Regions from separate parts of the Homo sapiens genome. Here region 2 is linked to region 1. The links are chromatin loops, found by intact Hi-C in ENCODE. Cell type or tissue: endothelial cell of umbilical vein. All regions are shown on one strand. Links, peaks and the distances in the headings refer to the core of each region. The heading gives the core; the rest is flanking DNA. Region 1 overlaps BLOC1S5-TXNDC5 (BLOC1S5-TXNDC5 readthrough (NMD candidate)). Region 2 overlaps LOC105374910 (a long non-coding RNA gene).

What was found. Peaks named below come from ENCODE experiments on the same cell type or tissue, not always from the same donor. Only the 100,000 strongest peaks of a DNase experiment are listed, where the experiment ranks them.
Region 2: it touches region 1 in a loop (6-fold over the local background); 3 of 110 quality-filtered maps call a loop at or near these places.

What each region holds. Positions count from the first base shown.
Region 1 is chr6:7,999,592-8,010,052 of GRCh38, forward strand. The region is part of intron 4 of BLOC1S5-TXNDC5 (BLOC1S5-TXNDC5 readthrough (NMD candidate)); the gene reads right to left. Among named protein-coding and RNA genes, the nearest start is that of BLOC1S5, 60 kb to the right of the region's middle. In endothelial cell of umbilical vein, for the core only: a CTCF peak has its summit at 6,826 (motif pointing left); DNase peaks (open chromatin) are centred at 5,240 and 6,830; H3K27ac peaks cover 1,643 bases.
Region 2 is chr6:8,215,567-8,226,027 of GRCh38, forward strand. The region is part of intron 2 of LOC105374910 (a long non-coding RNA gene); the gene reads left to right. Among named protein-coding and RNA genes, the nearest start is that of EEF1E1-BLOC1S5, 120 kb to the left of the region's middle. In endothelial cell of umbilical vein, for the core only: a CTCF peak has its summit at 3,991 (motif pointing left); a DNase peak (open chromatin) is centred at 3,975; H3K27me3 peaks cover 174 bases.

The DNA.
Region 1 (10,461 bases), core at 4,341-8,340:
GTTTAGATTGCTAAGGATTATAAAGATGCCTCTTCATAGGAGTATCTACCAATCCACATTCAAGGGGCCCAAAAAACTCTCACACTACCCCAAAACATGTTTTGCTGAAATAGATATTCATTCTTCTTTTTTTTTTTTGAGACGGAGTCTTGCTCTGTTGCCAGGCTGGAGTGCAATGGCACGATCTGGGCTCACTGCAACCTCCGCCTCCCAGGTTCAAGCAATTCTCCTGCCTCAGCCTCCCAAGTAACTGGGGCTACAGGCATGTACCACCACGCCTGGCTAATTTTTTGTATTTTTAGTAGAGACGGGGTTTCACCATGTTAGCCAGGATGGTCTCAATCTCCTGACCTCGTGATCTGCCTGCCTCGGCCTCCCAAAGTGCTGGGATTATAGGCGTGAGCCACCGCACCTGGCCAATATTCATTCTTTCTAAAAGTTTGCATTTCTTATCTGGAAAGTCTGAAACAGAAGTCCCAAATTCTCTTTAGGAGTAAAAGGAAAACAATGTTGTAAAATAAGAATAGTTCAATAAACTGCAAGTAATCTCTGGGATGCTTCCCAAAAGTGTACAAAAAGGAACCCAGGGCCATCATCTCCCAAGAGGCTGTAAGGCAGTACAAAGACAAACAGCTCACCATGGCCAGAGCCCCTGTCAATAGCGCCGAGTGCTTGGTAATTTATTACCTCTGGTCCCTGGACTGCAGTGAAGGAAACTGGAATGTCATACCTTCATTCACAACACTGTCTCATGGAATTATTTTTTCCGGATTCCTTGGGAAGTTAAAGTATTTGAGAAGAATATCAGGAACTGTTGTTTCAGCCTGTTTTGTGAGTAGATAATTGCCTTCCAACTCCATTATTTCAGGAAATGATGTGTGCGGCATTGTTCCTAGATGAGGGGAGCAATGTGTTTTAGCAAGACCCATACATGCATATGAAAACAAAACAAAACAAAAGGCATGCAGTCTAAGTCACTTCACTCAACTCAGACTTTTAAAATCTGGTCTCTAGATAAGAGGCTGGCCCCAGACAACCTACCCACATACCAATAACATTCTTTTGAAAGGGTGTAAGCAAAATTTGTTTTAAGAAGTGAGAAATTTTTACCAAAATTACTAAATGTGGTAATAAATAACTTCGACAAATTAAGTGCTATCAAAATGGGTTCAGCAGAGACCTATTTGAAAGGCTAAATTTTTCTCTGATTTGGGTCTGAGTCAAAGACCAGCATGGGAACTAGAAGTAAAACACATTTCATCCTGAAAAATACCTTTGATTCCATGGAATATATTAGCTGATCTTCCTGAAATGTGACATCATTTGTGGTACCAGCTGTATGGGTGTGCCATCTAAGGATTTACTAAACTAGTATTTCTTTGGTTTAATATGTATTTTAAGACCACAGAAAAAAGTCTAATCCAACTAAGTGGTCCAAGGGGAACTGTTATGGACTTCATTCTAAGAAGCTTAAATTTCTTATGATCATGACCTGTTGACCTTTTAATGGATGGATTACACAGAGCAAATTCCCAAATGGACATCTAGAATTGATGATAATGATAATCATTGTTATAAAGGAAACATTAAATATAGCACATGTGAGGTTCTATTTTACATATATTAACTCATTTAATCCTCAAAACAAACTTACGAGGTTAAGTATTGGTCTTTTTACCACCCGTATTTTACAGGTGGGGAAACTGAGGCACAGATATTGAGGTTTGAGATGCCTATTAGGCATCTCAGTGCAGATGTTAATCAGGTGGTCAAATATGTGAGGAAAAAAACAGGGCTGGAGATACAAATTGGGGAGTTGATAGTTAATCATCCTAAGACTGGCTGCAGGGAAGTATCTGCAGGGAAGAGATAGCTGGAGGTCTGGCCTTGAGGCATATCAATAATTAGAGGTTGGAAAGAGGAGGAACACCCAGAGAGGCAGAAAGCAAACCAGGAATAGCTGGTCATCAAAAAGCCAAGTGAAGAAAGTGTTTCTAGAAGGAGAGAGTAATCGATTGTACCTACTGCCGTTGAAAAATAAGGTGAAAACTCAGGACCATTGGATTTGGCCCAATGGAGGTGGCTGGTGGTTTCAGGGGAGGAGTGGTACTGAAAGCCAAGCTGGAAAGGGTTCAAGGGAGAATACAGAATGCGGTAAGTGGACACAGCAGCAAATACTGGCAGCTCCTTCCAGGCATTTTGCTATAAACGTGAGCAGATAAATGGAGCAGTAGCTAAAGGGAAAATGGGGAGCATAGGGAAGGCTTCTTGGGGTTAGGTGGCAGTTTATAACGCATTTATAATATGCTGAATTAATGATTTTGCATAATCTAAATTTTCTTCATCTTCTGAAAAAAATAAAATTAGTTTGATAATTAATGTTCAAAACATGCATTTCTGTTCTGCACACATTTAATCCATGTTTTGTTTTGCAAGAAGCAGGATAGGTTACACATCGTTGTCTACACTTGGTTCAGCCAGTCAGTCAGCCTCAGCAATGAGTGTTCCAGGTTACTTTTCAGTTGCTATAGCCTGCAATTTTGCTATCCCTAACACTGTAAGTGTTAGGAACTTGCAGAGGGAACTTGCTTTTTTCTTCATGAAAATTTAGTCTAGATGCTCCTAGGTGGGCAATGGAGGGGGAAACGTCCACATGGAGAGTAGTAACTAGACCTCACGGGACAACATCTACCTTCTTTGAGATTTCTCCCTGCCACCACCACTATCCAATACTTTTGGTGTTGAGGGACAGTGCCTTGCTTAACTTCCTCTACATAGCTGAGATCATGTTGGAACATTTAAACGAAGTTTCATGGAGAATTTGGGGGTTACAACATGGAAATGGCCACACAATACAATATAGAGAATCTGGTTTACAAAACATAACTCACTCATCTCTGGTTCAGGTGCTCCTACAAAGATGACTGCGTGACCTGTAGTCCACTTCTGTGAGGCAGAGGTTATCTGTAACCCCTGCCCACTGTGGAGGGAGAGAGAGAAGAAAGAAAAGGGGTAGGGGGAGAGAGAGGGTGAGAGAGGTAGGTTCTCACACCCACCTAGTCCTCTTTAAGAACGCACCACTTTCTCAGGTGATTAACATTAGTAAGGTCTATTCATTTCAGGACTTAAGTATAGTCTTATTCTGTGGCCTTAATTAGTCTTATTCTGTGGCCTACATAAGATTTTAACACAGTAAACCCAACATCCATATAAGACACACACACATACACACACACACCCCAGATACAGAAGAGAAGAGGGATTTTGTTATGCTCTCATGATTGCAGATACCACTGGGACCTGGGATCTCCAAGTGGGAGCCGAATTCACTTCATAAGATACCTAGGTCTGTGATAGCCAGGGGCCAGTCGGGGCAAGAAGGAAGGGATGAAAATAAACCCTTGGGGACTGCTCTGCACTTTCACTAGTCATTTGTTCAGCCCTAGTGTAATCCCGTAGGCAGCAACCTCAGAGCCGATTTACCCCACAGAACGTCCCGCGCTAAGGAAACCAAGAACAAAATGTTACAGGAGCTCGTTTAATCTGCACAAGGAGATGCTTTTATCCAGTGATGCGTTTAGGGAACCATCAGTGTCACCTAAGCACTCTTAAAGCTGTGTGTGTGTCTAGTGGTGATGGAAAGGGGTGCTTCTCATCTGCTTCTCCTTATTGTCAAAAACCTTAGTAAAAACCTCAGAATCTCTTCAACACCAGATAAAAGGGAAACTGTGAGGCTTTTTCTGAAAGTGAGTTGAAGAACAAACTGTTTTGAGGCAAGGCAGCAAGTAAACAGAAAGGGAAGCAGGCCAGTGGGAGGTTGGGGCTGCAGCCGCAGAGGGAATGGTCCTAAACAGCAGATACCTCCTTCAGGGACCGGGAGCTAAGAGATTCTGCTTTGCTTTCCCACCTGGCAATATGACTTTCAGAGCTGCAGCCAAATGGGGTACATCCCAGGTCCCACAAGTCAAGGCTCTGAATACCGTTCTTTAAAAAAAAAAATCATCAAATATAGTGGCTCATTATTAGCTTAGAGCATTACGTATCACTACTGGTACTATGGTATTTTGAGGCATGATACCGTGTTTGTGGGCCAGCTAAAAGCCTAATCACCATGTACATCATTGTTTCTATTGGGAGATGCATTCCAAGTCCCAAACAAATGATCTAAATGAGGTTTTGGGGGAAAATACTGTTAACGGGGGTAACTTTTTTCCAAAAAGGTAAAATTTCAAGTTTCTACTTTGCAGTATATAGCTTACTTTAAAAGCTTAAGCCTTTCCAGAGAGAAATAGCAATTATTATAAACCAGGTGATGACAGACTATTGACAAGCCTGACAGTTTTGATTAAAAACAATGAAACACATTCATCTAGTCTTTATTTCTTCATATTCAATTATTGTAAAACACAAATGCAATGTAAATAGCAAGGATAACTCAAATCTTCCTTAACCAAACTAACTCATGGTCAGCCTTGTAATACAGCAAGAACTTCCCTTTTCTTTTCTCTTTATTTCAATAGTTGTTGGGGAACTGGAGAAGTTCTTTAGTGGTGGTTTCTGAGATTTTGGTGCACCCATCACCTGAGCAGTGTACACTGCACCCAATGTGTAGTCTTCTATCTCTCACCCCTTTACATCCTTCCTCCCGAGCCCCCAAAATCCATGATATCATTCTTATGCCTTTGCATCCTCATAGCCCCCACGAACTCCCCTTTTTAATATGTGGTCAGCACATGTCCTATGCATGGGATATAAAACAGCATAAAACATTCTTTTCCTTGAATAATTCAGTCTTCTGGGAAAGGAAATGGGAAATCCTTAAATAGAGGTAGCTGCTTAATAAAACCTGATGTATTTTCGCACTGATTATAAAAAGCAAAATACTTACCTAAAAGACAAAGGCCATTTAATAACTTTCTTGATTTCCTACTTATAGTAATGGTGTTCTCAAAAGCAAAAATTCAGTCACTTTGGGCTAAGAATTACAATTTTACATAAAAGAGAAATAGAGATTATCTAAATCTGAAGCCATGCCAGTAATTGTCATAAGTAACACAAACAGTCCATAGACATATCTATATATGGATGTTAAAAATTCCCATAATCTTAACTTCCAAGCCAAGATCTTCATCTCTATCCCTGCCCTGTCTAGACTAGAAATTGCTATTTTCAGCTACTTTCTAAAAAAAAAATCCTAATGCAGGCTAATAATTTCCTCAACCTATCAGTCATACATCTGAGTCCACAGAGTAACCTTCCTGTAACACTTTCATCGTGCCACTTACAGTAAGAGTCCCATTACCTACAGGATAAGCACAAATTATTAAAGTTGGAAATGATGTGAAAACCATCTATGTGATGTGTTTAAAGTCTCTGTACAAATTTAGTGATGGAAGCATGACCAAAATGCAAGTCTTCTCTCATTTCCAATTTCCAGTGCACTTTCCAATTTCCAGACTGATCCACTACTGCTTCAACATCAAAGAAGTCTATGGATTATTGTCTAAATTTCCCAAAAGTATGTCCACCTGTGTTTTTGATAAACAAGGGCAGAAACCAAGCTTTAGTCAGCTTCTTAGCCCTAGTTCCTGGAACACAGGTGCTTACTGAACTAGACTGAGCTGGAAAGATTCTGCCATCCTTTTCATAACGCAAATCCTATTGCATTCAAGTTTTATCTTTACTACAAATGATTCCCTGACCACAACTCACAAAGACAGTTCCTACTTGGGACTCACTTATTTTAGTCATACGCTGCCTGCTTAGCATATCATAGTCTTTGATGTGGTATTATGTAACGTTACGGTCTTGGTTTTCTACTTTATTGTTACATGTGCACAACTCAATTATAAATTCCTTTAAGATAGAGTGCTATTTCTGACTATCTGCCTTTTGGAATATAATCCTGACACAGAACAATGCTCATATGTTTATTAAATCCTACTCTGGCTTCCATGCTAGGTGGGGAAAAAAATACTGACAACTAGCTCTTAAATTTCTATTTTCGACCAATTGCTATATTTTTGTGCCTTTAAACATTAACTTAAAAATTATAACTGCCTTAATTTGGAGGAATGAACCAAGAGTTTTTTTCTTTTCTTTTCTTCCTTTTTTTTTTTTTTTTTTGGAGGTGGAGTCTCGCTCTGTCACCCAGCCTGGAGTGTAATGGCACGATCTCGGTTCACTGCAACCTCCCACCTCCTGGGTTCAAGCGATTCTCCTGCCTCAGCCTCTTGAGTAGTTGGGACTACAGGTGCGCGCCACCATGCCCAACTAACTCTTTTTTGGTATTTTTAGTAGAGACAGGGTTTCGCCACATTGGCCAGGTTGGAACTCCTGACCTCAAGTGATCCACCTGCCTCGGCCTCCCAAACCGCTGGGACTACACGCGTGAGCCACAGCGCCTGGCCAAGTTTTTCAAAACCCATATAAAAACATTATTAGGAATGTTCTGTTTCTTAATTTGGCTTTGGTTATACAAGGTGTAACTTAATGATTTTTGTACCATTCTATACTTCAACATAGCCCAAATATAAAGGGATTTTTACTCTACTTTTATTGCTAATAAAACAGCACATCACTTACATAATGGAAGACTGTATGTTTATGACATGAAGAAAGCGAGAAAAAAATACAATTCTCCTAAAAATACAGCAATCCTAAAAAAAAAAAAATACAGCATTCCTAACCATCATGGAACTCATAGGCTTTTCCTACATTTTGGTATTTTTATTCAGCTATATAACTTACATTTATTATCTCCTAAATATCTTTGTCCATAGATGGTATGCACCCATCCACATAAAACTGTTCAGGGGGGGAAAACATGTTATCACAGTGACACCTGCTGGTGTTCAGCTATACATTTTATATTCTAAGTGAAGGACAGATTTTTTGGTGTCAAAATTTTTCTTAATAAAATTTAATATTAATGTTTCCCACTTAAATAACTTGTATAATTGTTAAAACCAAATCTCTGTAATACACAACTGGCCACCTAAGATTTTTATTTTGTGACAATTATCTTACTGTAATTTTATTAACTATTTTCTTTAAAAAGACACTTTCCAAACAAAGCAGCTTAAGTATTCAGATGACATGAAGTTTTTTAAAAAGTGAATTAACTTGTGGTTTTCTTTTCAAATTCTCTATAAATTCTATTTTAAGGGAAACTATTACATTAAATCAACATTTACAGAATATTTTCTCTGAATGATAAATGTTAGCAATATAAACAATTTCACAAAAGTCAAAAATCAGGTCTATGTAGAGAAAATTTTAAGCACAACACAGATAACCTCGTACACTGACTTCTATTATGGTAAAACCTCACACTCATAAATGGTGATAATACTTGCAATGGAGGCTAACTTTCAATGCCTGCCAGGTCTCAACCAAACTTTTCTTTTTTAAAGTTAAAAGGGGAAAACAATTGCTCCAAGGAATGATGGAATGCACATATCCTCATTCATTTCAAGTTTTAAAAAAATACAGTACTGACCACATGGTCTGCAGAGTGGACCTGCTGGCCACAGGGCACTGACGCAAACGGCTGGATCTTGTGTACACACTCTCTCCTCTCTTGCTATCAGTAAATGCTGCACCACTTGAGCTTGGTGTTGTCTGTTCTAAATGTCCTTGAATCATGCACTGGCCTCTTCCCAGGGTGGCACTTTACTGGCCTCTTCCCAGGGTGGCACTTTCTATCTTAATCTTACCTACATTCATGTTATATTCTTTTTCTTTTTTCCTATTTTTTTTTTAGAGACAAAGTCTCACCATGTTGCCCAGGCTGGTCTTGAATTCCTGGCCTCAAGTGATCCTCCTGCCCCAGCCTCCCAAAGTGCTGGGATTACAGGTGTGAGCCACTGTGCTTGGCTCCTTTTTTAAATTGATAAATAATTGTATATATTTATTAGGTACAATGTGATGGGTTGATATATGCATACATTGTGGAATGATCCAATCAGGCTAATTAACATATCTATCATCTCATGTTATATTTTAACCTATGGCAAAGCCTGACCACACAGCGAATGATGAAATAATAGTAAATACCTTTAATGATTCAGAATATTTTAGAGCAGAATTTCACATATTGACTTATTAATGTTTGTAGTACATCAGACTATCATTTTAGAAAGCGATGTAATGATAAAGAAAAATTTTTGGATCCATCTGTACTATGGATTTTCATGGTATCACTTATGGATTTTTTTAAAAACCATGAAAGTATTATTTAGTCTATCTGATGTGTTGTTGCTAGCTCAACATTGGGTGGGCAAAACACTATATTCCTTGTATTTCTGTGCTGTTTTGCTCTTCCTCTAAAAGAATATAATGGGTATTTCTTGGTTATAATGATGAAATAAGATTAAACTACATATAAGGCACTTAAAAAGTAGGCTCTAAGTTATGTTATACAAATATGAGTACTGTATTTACTTACCTTAAATTAATTTGGACTATTTCTTCAGAGATAATTTGAAGCTTGAGTTTTTGTGAGGATCAAATGTTAGCGTACTTACTAACTTACTGCTCTTTGAAGTGTATCACATCTGAAAATCCAAGTTTGTTTTCTCTTGCTTATGGAACATAAATAGGAAAATACCAGAGGAAATGCTGTTTTGCTATCATTGCCAGACCAGTCACAAGAAAGCATTATTTGTAGCAGTTAAGATTCAAAAATGAACAGAGGGCTGGGCACGGTGGTTTATGCCTATAATCCCAGCACTTTGGGAGGCCGAGGTGGGTGGATCACCTGAGGTCAGGTGTTTGAGACCAGCCTGGCGTTTAAGAAAGAACCAAACGACTCTTCTGAAAATAAAAATGTATAATAACTTTAACATGGTAAAACCTCATCTCTCCTAAAAATACAAAAATTAGCTGGGTGTGGAGGCAGGCACTTGTAATCCCAGCTACCTGGGAGGCTGAGGCAGGAGAATCGCTTGAATCCAGGAGGCGCAGGTTGCAGTGAGCCAAGGTTGCGCCATTGCACTCCAGCCTGGGCAACAAGAGCGAAACTCCGTCTCAAAAAAAAAAAAAGAAAAAAGAAAGAGCAGAATGAGGAAGAGCAGGCAGTAGGTGATACGCTATGACTGATTTCCATTCTCCATTCATTCTATGACCTTGATTTGCACCAAGTCAATAAAATATTAACATTTTATTGGGGTTGAAAATTATGAAATAATTACAAAACCTTTCTGAAAGTCTAAGAACAAACTACTAGAAAATATATCGTCTGTAATGGGAGCTTCAAATATTTTGACTGAATTAATGTTTAAAATATTTTTCTGGTATTTTTCATCCTGAGAGACTTACAGCCCCAAATGGCAAAAAATAAATAAATAAATAAATAAAAATAAAAAGCCTCCCGGGTACAATTTCAGGAAAGGCAGACATTATGCTAAATTCCAAAGCAATAAAACCCGCTACCTTTTCATTTGCAATGGCAACCAGAAAACCCATGCACAGTAGGAAACTGTTCAAACAGTACATGGAAATGTTCAGATACAAAGTTTATGTATTATAAAAGCAAAGAAGAGAATTCACTATGTATCTTGGAGGCATCTGTGACTCCTCCAGATTTTCATGGCACTTTGGGTTTAATAGCACAGATCAAGCCCCCTCTATTTTCATGCCCATAATAGTAGCCTGAGACATTTTCACAAAGCACAATAATGTCCTAAAGATTAAAAATTCCAAAATCAGGTATTCAGGTAAGAGTTACGCAGGTTTAGAACACTACTGAACTCTTATTTGCCTTCATTAGCTCATAAACAGTAAAAGATCAATCCAATAGAAGCAATAGAGACAATCATATTAGTTCATGGATAACAGGAAATAATCTAATATAAAAGATTTAGTGTAATATTGAAAAAGTAAAAAGGTATCGTTTACACTAGAATATGGGCGTGTTCTTTTTTGGAGAATATGATAAAATCACCATGTACTTGTATAACATGCCATTTCTGTACAGAGAAATCTGTCTGGCCACTGAACACCAGAAATGCTAGAAAAAAATTTAAACTTTATTTATTATTCTTGACTGAATTTATGGCAAATTAGTGAAAACAACTGAAGGCAGCTCAGGAGACTGGGACATTCTATAGGGTAATTCAGCTCTGGATAACTGCCCTAAAGGCATCCCCATCCCTGCAGCCTAGGAAGGCCCCAGTTGTTAGGAGCCATACCTGCGTGAGGGACAGGAATCAAAGTGAGGGACTTTCTCAGTCTTCTCCACCTGCCATAACAAAATACCACAAGCTTGGTGGCTTAAATAAAAATTAATTTTCTTAAAGATGTGCTGGCAAGAAGTCTAAGGCCAAGGTCCTGAAAAATGTGGTTCCTATGAGGCGCCTCTTCCTGGCTTGCAGATGGCTGCCTTCCTGCTGTGATCTCAGGACTTTTCCTCTATGTGCAGGAAGAGCTCTGGGGTCTCTCTTCTCCGCCCTATGACCT
Region 2 (10,461 bases), core at 2,162-6,161, 210 kb after region 1:
TCTCTCTCTCTTTCTTTTTTGTAGAGATTAGGTCTTGCTATGTTATTCAGGCTGGTCTCGAACTCCTGGCCTCAGGTAATCCTCCCGTCTTGGTTTCCCAAAATGCTGGGATTAAAAGCGTGAGCCACTGTGCCCTTAATGTTTGCATTAAAAAAAAAATCCTGTAGGCTTCAGTGAAGTTTCTGCTTCTCTTTCACTTTACTGGACAAAGGCCAGCCTGAGTCAGAGCTTCAGGGAGAGAAGGAGAGGGCCTCCTTGTTCCCAGTGTGGGCTGAGAATCATCCACTCCGCTCCAGACCTGTGGAATCAGAAGCTGCCTTAGGTGATTCACTACATGTTAAAGTTTGCAAGTGGGTCGTTGGGGATTTCTGGTTGCCATGCCGATTGCTGCAGAGGACTGAAGTCAGTCCTTTCTCCTCGGAGGGTGGCCACAGAACATACACCTCTGCTGTTCCCCACAGTTGAGTGTGAGGTTACTTTCCTGTCTCTATCTGTCAGGGTCCCTTCCAGCGAAATGAGATCAGTATATCAGAGTTGCCCATGGAAACTTCGCTTAACTCCATTTTTAATATTACAGGCAGTATTTGAGGATTATTTTCCCCTGCCATCCTAAAACATCTGCCTTTTCTCTTAAATTTAAGATGTAAATCGTCTTCTAGCCAGTTGAGGGGAGCAGTTGAAGTGCATGGGTAAAAACAGAATCTGGGAGAAATGTGGGTATTTCATTGGAAGTTATGGAAGGCTCTAGTTAGCCAAGATGGGTGCCTGGGGCAGAAAGAGTTCTTGTTGTCTTGCGTTGCTTGGTGAAAACAGAATGTTCCATGCAGAGTTGCTGTGTTCACGCACACTGCTTTGGGTAGGTCTATCTGGTCCTGGAGGCAGAGGCAGATCTGTCAGGAACACTTTGTCCTGGGCATGCTTTCTGACTGCTTATGTCCAAATGCAATGTGAGCCCCAAATGTTGGTGCAGAGAAGACTCCATGGCTTGCTGTCACCAGATGAGCCTCTAGTATGCGAGCTACGAGACCAGCTGGTGTTTCCCTGTGGGTGACATGACTGGGTCCACATACCTTTAACTTTATGCAGAAAAAAAATCCCAGTAAACTGGCCATCAGAGAAATGCAAATCAAAACCACTATGAGATATCATCTCACACCAGTTAGAATGGCAATCATTAAAAAGTCAGGAAACAACAGGTGCTGGAGAGGATGTGGAGAAATAGGAACACTTTTACACTGTTGGTGGGACTGTAAACTAGTTCAACCATTGTGGAAGTCAGTGTGGCGATTCCTCAGGGATCTAGAACTAGAAATACCATTTGACCCAGCCATCCCATTACTGGGTATATACCCAAATGACTATAAATCATGCTGCTATAAAGACACATGCACACGTATGTTTATTGCGGCATTATTCACAATAGCAAAGACTTGGAACCAACCCAAATGTCCAACAACGATAGACTGGATTAAGAAAATGTGGCACATATACACCATGGAATACTATGCAGCCATAAAAAATGATGAGTTCATGTCCTTTGTAGGGACATGGATGAAATTGGAAATCATCATTCTCAGTAAACTATCGCAAGAACAAAAAACCAAACACCGCATATTCTCACTCATAGGTGGGAATTGAACAATGAGATCACATGGACACAGGAAGGGGAATATCACACTCTGGGGACTGTGGTGGGGTGGGGGGAGGGGGGAGGGATAGCATTGGGAGATATACCTAATGCTAGATGACGAGTTAGTGGGTGCAGCGCACCAGCATGGCACATGTATACATATGTAACTAACCTGCACAATGTGCACATGTACCCTAAAACTTAAAGTATAATAATAAAAAAAAAAGCATGAGTTAGCACTCACTGAGATACTTCTATCATATATTTTTTCTTTTTAATTAATATTTCATGACCAGTTAACCAGCAGTCTGTTATCCTTCTAATAAAGAAAAAGGTATTATAACCAATAAAATATATTTATTGCCCTCATTTTAAAGTCTTGATTAAGGACCCATCCCTCCCTTGTGAAAGTCTTTTTTAAAACATCATCAGAAGTACACAATCAATGGGGAAAGAAGCCCTTGTTTGTTTAAAGAAGAAACATATTCCCCAACAGAAGATATAAAAACATAAGTCTGCAAATAAAACATGTGGGTCTGTTTACTTAGTAGAGATTTTGTATCTGGCTAGTGTAAGTATAGTCATTCTCAATTTTGAGGGATTCAGGAATTTTTGCTTTTGTAAACTCAATATATGAGATATAATGCAACTCGAACATAAGAAAATAACTCGTTTTCATTCGCATTATGAGAAAAGGGATGTAGTGCCTATAGGACCATCTTACATGAACACAACATACATTTCTCTTTTTTTTTGAGACAGAGTCTCGTTGTTGCCTGGGCTGGAGTGCAGTGGCAGGATCTCCGCTCACTGCAAGCTCCGCCTCCCAGGTTCATGCCATTCTCCTGCCTCAGCCTCCCGAGTAGCTGGGACTATAGGCGCCCGCCACCACATCCGACTAATTTTTTGTATTTTTAGTAGAGACGGAGTTTCACCGAACACAACATACATTTCTCAAGTTATGGCTATCAATCATTCTGGAAGCTTGCATTGTGGGTTCCAGCAGTTGGAATCTGTTAAACAGATCTATACTACTGAAAATTCTGTGCAAGACAGCTAGAGAAAGAGCTTAATGAATTCATTCTGAGGTGGCTAGATATCAATTAGCCAGAGTAAGTGAAGAAATTGTAAAGCAAAAGGTGTGTGTAGAGCTCTTCCTTTGTGTGGTGAGAGCTCTTGGTTTTACTCATCAGAGGAGATGCAGAAGACTCCAAGCTGTCTGCACACTGCTGCCATCACTCGAGGGGGTCATTGCTTTAGGAATTTTTCCTAGCTTTTCCTACTTTGATGAATTACTTTGAAATACTTTACTATGCTTCACAATATAAGATTCAAATATAAAAATAAAATCATACAGTTTTAAAAGTAAAATAGAACCTTAGAAAGATTCCACTTTATTTAATTTTTCACTTGAGAGAAAGAAGGTATAAAGAGTTTAAATAATGTGCCTGAGGCAACACAGCTAGCTGGTGGCAAAACTGGGACTAGAATTCACCTCATTCTGCCTTGTGATTTTAGAACTGAAAGAAGCTAATTTCTCATTTGTGCAGCCCATTTCATCAATGGACATTAAAAGTTCTGTTTAAAGTGCTAGTTAATTTACCGATTGCCAGGACTTAGTCAACTGAGGTAAATCCAAAATGTGTTTGATATACTTCAGTAAGCAAAAAGGGTACTTTTTTCAGTAAACTGGAGTTAAAGACGTATTTACTTTTAGGCGGAAAGACTATTTGTAAGGCATTATGACAATTGCTGAATCTAAATCAGTATAAACATAGAATTCCGTTAAAAGTATTTTAAAAATTGGGTTGATTCTGGTTAGTTTGCCAATGAAGTCATTGAATAAATGTTGCAAAAAGCTAGAGAAATCTGTGCAATGTTCAGAATTTGACCTAGATTGCATATGGGTTTTAAAAAATGCCACCACATTCATTATTGTGAGTAATTACTTATAAATATATAACAATACACTTTGCAAATATGAAATGCTCGTGTAGAGTATTAAATGCCGGTAATCCTTAAGTATTCTGAAAAGTAAAATTATTTCCCCAGTTGTTTCTGCTTTCATGTAAAGAGTAATCAATGAGCTTGTTTTTATTAGCATTTCTGTTGGTGTGTTTACGTCTTGATGGCTCAAAGCTTAAAGAAAAAGCAAAGCAATATAAATTCTACTGATAGTAATAAAAATATTAAAGCTGAGAAAGAACCACTTGTAGCTTCATATCTTCATGTGGCTAAGTTGGTTTTGGTGAATTTTCTGTGTAAAAAGCAACCAATAAACTAAACCCAACATCTCCCAACGGCATTTTCTTTTTCTGTGGTTGAATGGTGGAAAGAAGGCAGTAGTGTGCCACCTGGTGGTTCAACATGGATTGACATAGTAGAGTTTCCCCAACCCTGTATTAACCGAATTTAAAACATAACCATTATTTCCTCAGCTACCAATTCTTTCCTCCTTGGAGATATTTATTTTTCTTATTCTAAAGAATACTCATCAGGTACCATTATTCTGTTTGGAGATTGGAAATACGTTAAAATTAAAACAATCACCTCTAATATGCTTCTCACAGCTTGTCTATCCACAGACATTTGCCATTTGTGTTATACCTATGATATTTAATTACATTCAGATACAACTAAGGACTAGAAATAAAAATAATGCCATCCCAGGGTGGGCATGGTGGTGCACACCTGTAATCCCAGCACTTTGGGAGGCTAAGGAGGGCAGACCATTTGAGCCCTGGAGTTTGAGACCAGCCTGGGCAATATAGTGACACCCCATGTCTGCAAAAAATACAAAAATTAGCTGAGCATGATGGTGCATGGCTGTGGTCCCAGCTACTCTGGAGGCTGAGGTGGGAGGATTGCTTGAGCCCAGGAGGTTGAGGTTGCAGTGAGCCTTGATCGCACCACTGCACTCCAGCCTGGGCGACAGAGAGAGGCCCTGTCTTACACACAGAGACAAAAGATTGAGAAGGAAGGACTTATTACAATATAATATGACATTATGCCCTTGATATGACATGTTACTGATGTCAGTGTGCTAGAAATGGAGATACATTAACAAGATATCGCCTCTTTGAGTGAAGATGAAGTGATCTTGAATAAAGAACACCAAAGTTTCAAACCAGAAATGCATACTTTGTTTTATATGCCTACACAAAAGAAAATCTTTATCCACAATTTATATTTTTTAAAAATCAGATGAATGCATTTTACTCTTTTTCTAACAGTGTCTGTTTTTTCATTTTCTACTTGAATGGAATGCAAATTTATACTATAACTTCTAAGATTATAACCTTTTTAAAAGCCTTCATAACCTCAAGAATCCCAGCAGGCCAGGTTAAATAACAGCATGACTGCTTTCAGCCAAAGGCCTATGCAAAGCTAGAGCAAAAAAAAAAAAAAAAAAAAAAAAAATTTCTTCAAAATATATCTGTTTCAGACAGAAGAAAATTAGGATTTGACAGGAGTAGAAAAAAGTATGATTTCAAGTTTAATTCTGCAAGGTGAACTTCAGAACACTACCTCATTGATTGGGCTGATTTAGCAGCACTGTCTAAAATTCTTCTGGCTCTGATTTTAAAGGCAATCTTTGCACTAGGACAAAAGATCAAAAGTTAACATCTGGATTGGTGATAGTAAATTACCATTTCTGGTTTTTTTTCTTCAGTGATATTAATTACAATACCCCTCACCCAGTGAAACTTCAGCAAGGATTTTAGATAAATAAGGCACAATCTGAGGTAGAATGAGAATCTTGAAACCCTATCCTAAGCTCAAGGATAGTACAAAAATAGATTTTTGGGCTAGAGTTGTAAGATGGATCTGCCATACACATGTAACAGACATACCATAGTCTAGAATGCAAAAGCTTATCTAGACTTGAGAAAGGCAGGGTTAACTGTGGAGAGTAACATTTTGTGGTCACTGTTGAATGTACTCTTTCAAATAGGTAAAGTGCATACTGATTAGGCTGAGCATCTGATTAAACATCAAATTGTAGAAATCAGTGTTTATTTGAAAAGTGAACTGAGCATTCACATAGATGAAGTAATTTCTGGTATCTTAATAGACAGCCTCTGAACTACAGAATCCCATCAATTCTGTAGTTGGGATGGCATTATTGTTATTATTATTTTGAGACAAGTTCTCGCTCTGTCACCCAGGCTGGAGTACAGTGGCATGATCATGGCTCACTGCAGCCTCAACCTCCTGGGCTCAAGTGATCCTCCTGCCTCAGCCTCCCAGGTAGCTGTGACTATAGGTGCACACCACCATGCCTTTTAATTTTTTTGTAGAGATGGGATGTCACTATGTCACCTAGGCTGGTCTCGAATTCCTGGACTCAAGCGATCTTCCCACCTCTACCTCCCAAAGTGCTGGGATTACAGGCTTGAGCCACTGTGCCCAGCCCCAGTCATTTTTATACAAAGCCAGATGTCTGAATATTCTAGTGAGCGGCATCTACAGTTCTTGGTGCAAACTTTGAAGCAAATGTTATAGCTCCATCAGGCATATGCAAATCACTGTCCAAAGTCTTATTGATGAGAGAAACCAGCTTCATTGGGTTATAATCAAATCATAGCTCACTGCAGCCTCAAACTCTTGGGGTCAAGGATCCTCCTGCCTCAGTCTCCCGAGTAGCTGGGGCTACAGGCATGTGCTACCACTCCCAGCTTATTAAAATATTGTAAAGGTGGAATCTTGCTATATTGTTCAGGCTGGTCTTGAACTCCTGGCCTAAAGTGATCCTCTTGCCTCAGCCTCCCAAAATGCTTGTATTACAGGTGCAAGCCACAGTGCCTGGCCAGTCCTGCATCTTTTAGACTATTTAGAAAATAGCAGGAGGCTGCATGGTGGAGAGGAAAGAGCATTTAACTTAGAGTCTCTTCTGTGAGTAGAAATGCTTTTAGACTTTGATGTCAAAGAGGTTTATTTCTTGCTGGATTTCTTATATATTAAGCGAATTCTGCAACTATCTGTAAGATAATTGAGCAATCATTAGATCTATCTGGCTTTATATGGAGCCCTCATAATTTGGGGCATAAACTAATTAAAGAGTAATTACAACTAACCGATTCTGTGGTCCACTTTCAGTTCAAACTTTAAGTAGGAAGTGAGTCTTTTTAACAGAGGGGCTTTCGCATGCTCCTCACATTGCCAATGCGCCTAACCGAGCTGATGGGGTCAGAGAGAACAAGACCACTCAAATGGACACAGGTATAGGACGAGGGCTCAGAAGGAAGGAGGCTGCCGTCCCAGAGTCACCTTTCTTAGTGAGGAGGGCTGGCAGCCAGCGTATTGGAGGGAATCAAACTTCTCCATGGAAATCAAGTCCTGACGGTAAGCTCAGTGAGAGCAGTGTCCAAGAACGATTCTGGAAAACAGCAAAAGACCAAAGACGTCAAACCAGCTTCGTTTTGAAATATTTTTCATCGAAACAGATTCAGAGTTATTACGTGAGCCTGAGCGAGGGGGAAACAGTGATGGTTGTCAGAATCCCAGGACTGGACTACTGTACTCAAGAGTATGTTATAAGCCATATCTAGTTCCCATTGCCATTTACGTTGGTGCAAAAGTAATTGCAGTTTTTGCCATTAAAAGTGATGTATTGGCCAGGCCCGGTGGTCACGACTGTAATCCCAGCACTTTGAGAGGCTGAGGCGGCTAGATCACTTGAGGTCAGGAGTTTGAGACCAGCCTGACCAACGTGGTGAAATCTCGTCTCTACTAAAAATACAAAAATTAGCCAGGTATGGTGGTGGGCACCTGTAATCCCAGCTACTTGGGAGGCTGAGGGAGGAGAATTGCTTGAACCTGGGAGGTGGAGGTTGCAGTGAGCCGAGATCCTGCCATTGCACTCCAGCCTGGGTGACAGAGGGAAACTCCATCTCAATAATAATAATAATAATAATAATAATAATAATAATAATAATAATAAAGTAATTTGTTGTGGGTTGAATCCTGTCTTCCCCCACAATTCGTACATTGAAGTCTTAACTCCCAGTAATTCAAAATGGAATTTTGTGTGCAGATAGGATCGTTAAATATGTAATTAGTTAAAATGAGGTCATTGGGTGAGCCCTAACCCAGTACGACTGGTGTCCTTATAAAAAGGAGAAATTTGGACACAGAAACCTGCCCACAGAGAAAATGCCCATGAATAAGAAGGTAGAGATTGGGGTGATGGGTCCACAAGCCAAGGAGTGCCAATGATTGCTAGCAGTCACCAGAAGCTTGGCAGAGGCATGGAACAAATGCTCTCTCAGAAGGAATAGGACTTCCTCAGACTTCCAGCCTCCAGAACTGTAAGATGATACATTTCTGTCCTTTAACCATCCCTATTTGTGGTACTTTGTATGGGAGCCCTAGAAAACTGATATAATGTCATAGTTCAGCAGTTCTCAATATTTCTTGTTATCATCTTCATAAGGGCTTGAGTTAGGATTGTCAGATCATGTACAGGATGCTCAGTTGAACTTGAATTTCAGATAAAAATCAAACATTCCTTTTAGTGTCAGTATGTCCCGAGTATTGCATGGAACATACTAGTACTAAAAAGTTATTCATTGTTTATTTGAAATTCAAATTTAGCTGGATAGTCTGTGTTTTTATTTGCTAAGTCTGATAATCCTATCTGGAGTGCCTTTGTCATAGTTATGGCAATGAGGAAATGAGTCAATTACCTGGACTCAGTGGATTCTTCTTGGTGCCTACTAGAGTCAGCAAAAACAGAAAAGTGGAAATGCTTTTAGACTTCTGTCTCAGTGATGTTTATTTCTAACTATATAGTTGGCCATGTGTATCCTCGGTGTGGTGGTAATACTGAGTGTCAACTTGATTGGACTGAAGGATGCAAAGTATTGATCCTGGGTGTGTCTGTGAGTGTGTTGCCAAAGGAGATTAACATTTGAGTCAGTTGGCCGGGGAAGGCAGACCCACCCTTAATCTGGATGAGCACACTCTAATCAGCTGCCAGTGAATATAAAGCAGGCAGAAAAACGTGAAAAGGTGAGACTGGCCTAGCCTCCAAGCCTACATCTTTCTCCCATGCTGGATGCTTCCCTAGCCTCCAAGTCTACATCTTTCTCCCATGCTGGATGCTTCCTGCCTTCAAACATTGGATTCCAAATTCTCCAGTTTTGAGACTTGGCCTGGCTCTTCCCATGCTGGATGCTTCCTGCCCTCAAACATTGGATTCCAAATTCTCCAATTTTGAGACTTGAACTGGCTCTCCTTGATCCTCAGCTTGCAGACAGCCTATTGTGGGACCTTGTGATCCTGTAAGTTAATATTTAATTAACTCCCATATCTATGTCTGTGTCTATATGTATCTATCTATATCTTATTAGTTCTGTCCTTCTAGGGAACCCTGACTAATACACTCGGGTTCCAAATTTTTGGATTCAATCAACCTCGGATTGACAATATATGACAAAAACATAATAAAAAAATTAAAAAATCAATATAGTATAGCAACAATTTACATAGCTTTGAAGTACAGTATGTGTTGATTAATGATGAGATACATTTTGAGAAATGATGAATCACTGGGCAATTTCATCCTTGTGCGAATGAACACCGTGGAGTGCAGTTGCACAGACCCAGATGGTGGAGCCTGCCGCACACCTAGGCTGTGTGGTAGAAACCTTTGCTCCCAGGTCACAAAACTGCACAGGCTGGTACTGTACTGAATACTGTAGGCAATTGTGACACAATGGTAAGTGTGTGTGTGTGTGTGTGTGTGTGTGTGTGTGTGTGTTTGTGATGGAGTCTTGCTCTGTTGCCCAGGCTGGAATGCAGTGGCACAATCTCGGCTCACTGCAACCTCTGCCTTTCAGGTTTTAGTGATTCTCCTGTCTCAGACTCCCGAGTAGCTGGGACTACAGGCGCATGTCACCACACCCGGCTAATTTTTTTAAAAAATTTTTAGTAGAGACGGTGTTTCACCATGTTAGCCAAGATGGTCTCGATCTCCTGACCTTGTGATCCACCCACCTCAGCCTCCCATTGCTGGGATTACAGGCGTGAGCCACCGTACCTGGCCTGTAGTGGTGTACAGTGGTGTACAGGTGTACCATTGTTGAATGAATGGTGCTCACAGGACTGGAGGCTGCTCTGGGTGAGTCAGTGAGTGATTTGGCAGTGAAAGTGATGGCTCAGGAAGTTACTGTACCCTACTGTCAACTTTGTAAACACTGTACACTTAGGCTATACTACATTTATTAAAATTGTTTTTTCTTTCTCCGATAATAAACAGCCTATGGTAGCTTTTTAACTTCATAAACTTTAATTTAAAAAAATTTTGACTCTTATGTAATAAAACTTAGCTTAAAACACAAACTCATTATACAGCTATACAGGAATCTTTTTGTTTCTTCTTTTTTTTGAGATGGAGTTTTGCTCTTATTGTCGAGGCTGTAGTGCAATGGCATGATCTTGGCTCACTGCAACCTCTACCTCCTGGGTTCAAGCAATTCTCCTGCCTCAGCTTCCCGAGTATCTGGGATTACAGGCACCCACCACCATGCCTGGCTAATTTTTTGTGTTTTTAATACAGATGGGGTTTCACCATGTTGGTCAGGCTGGTCTTGAACTCCTGACCTCAGGTGATCCACCGGCCTCAGCCTCCCAAAGTGCTGGGATTACAGGTGTGAGCCACCGTGCCCAACCTTCTTTCTTTATATTCGTATTCTATAAGCTTTTTTCTATTTTTAAAATTTTAATTTTTTTCCTTTTTAAAATGTTGTTAAAAACTAAGACCCAAACAGTCACATTAGCCTAGGCCTACACAGGGTCAGGATCATCAATATCATTGGCCTCCATGT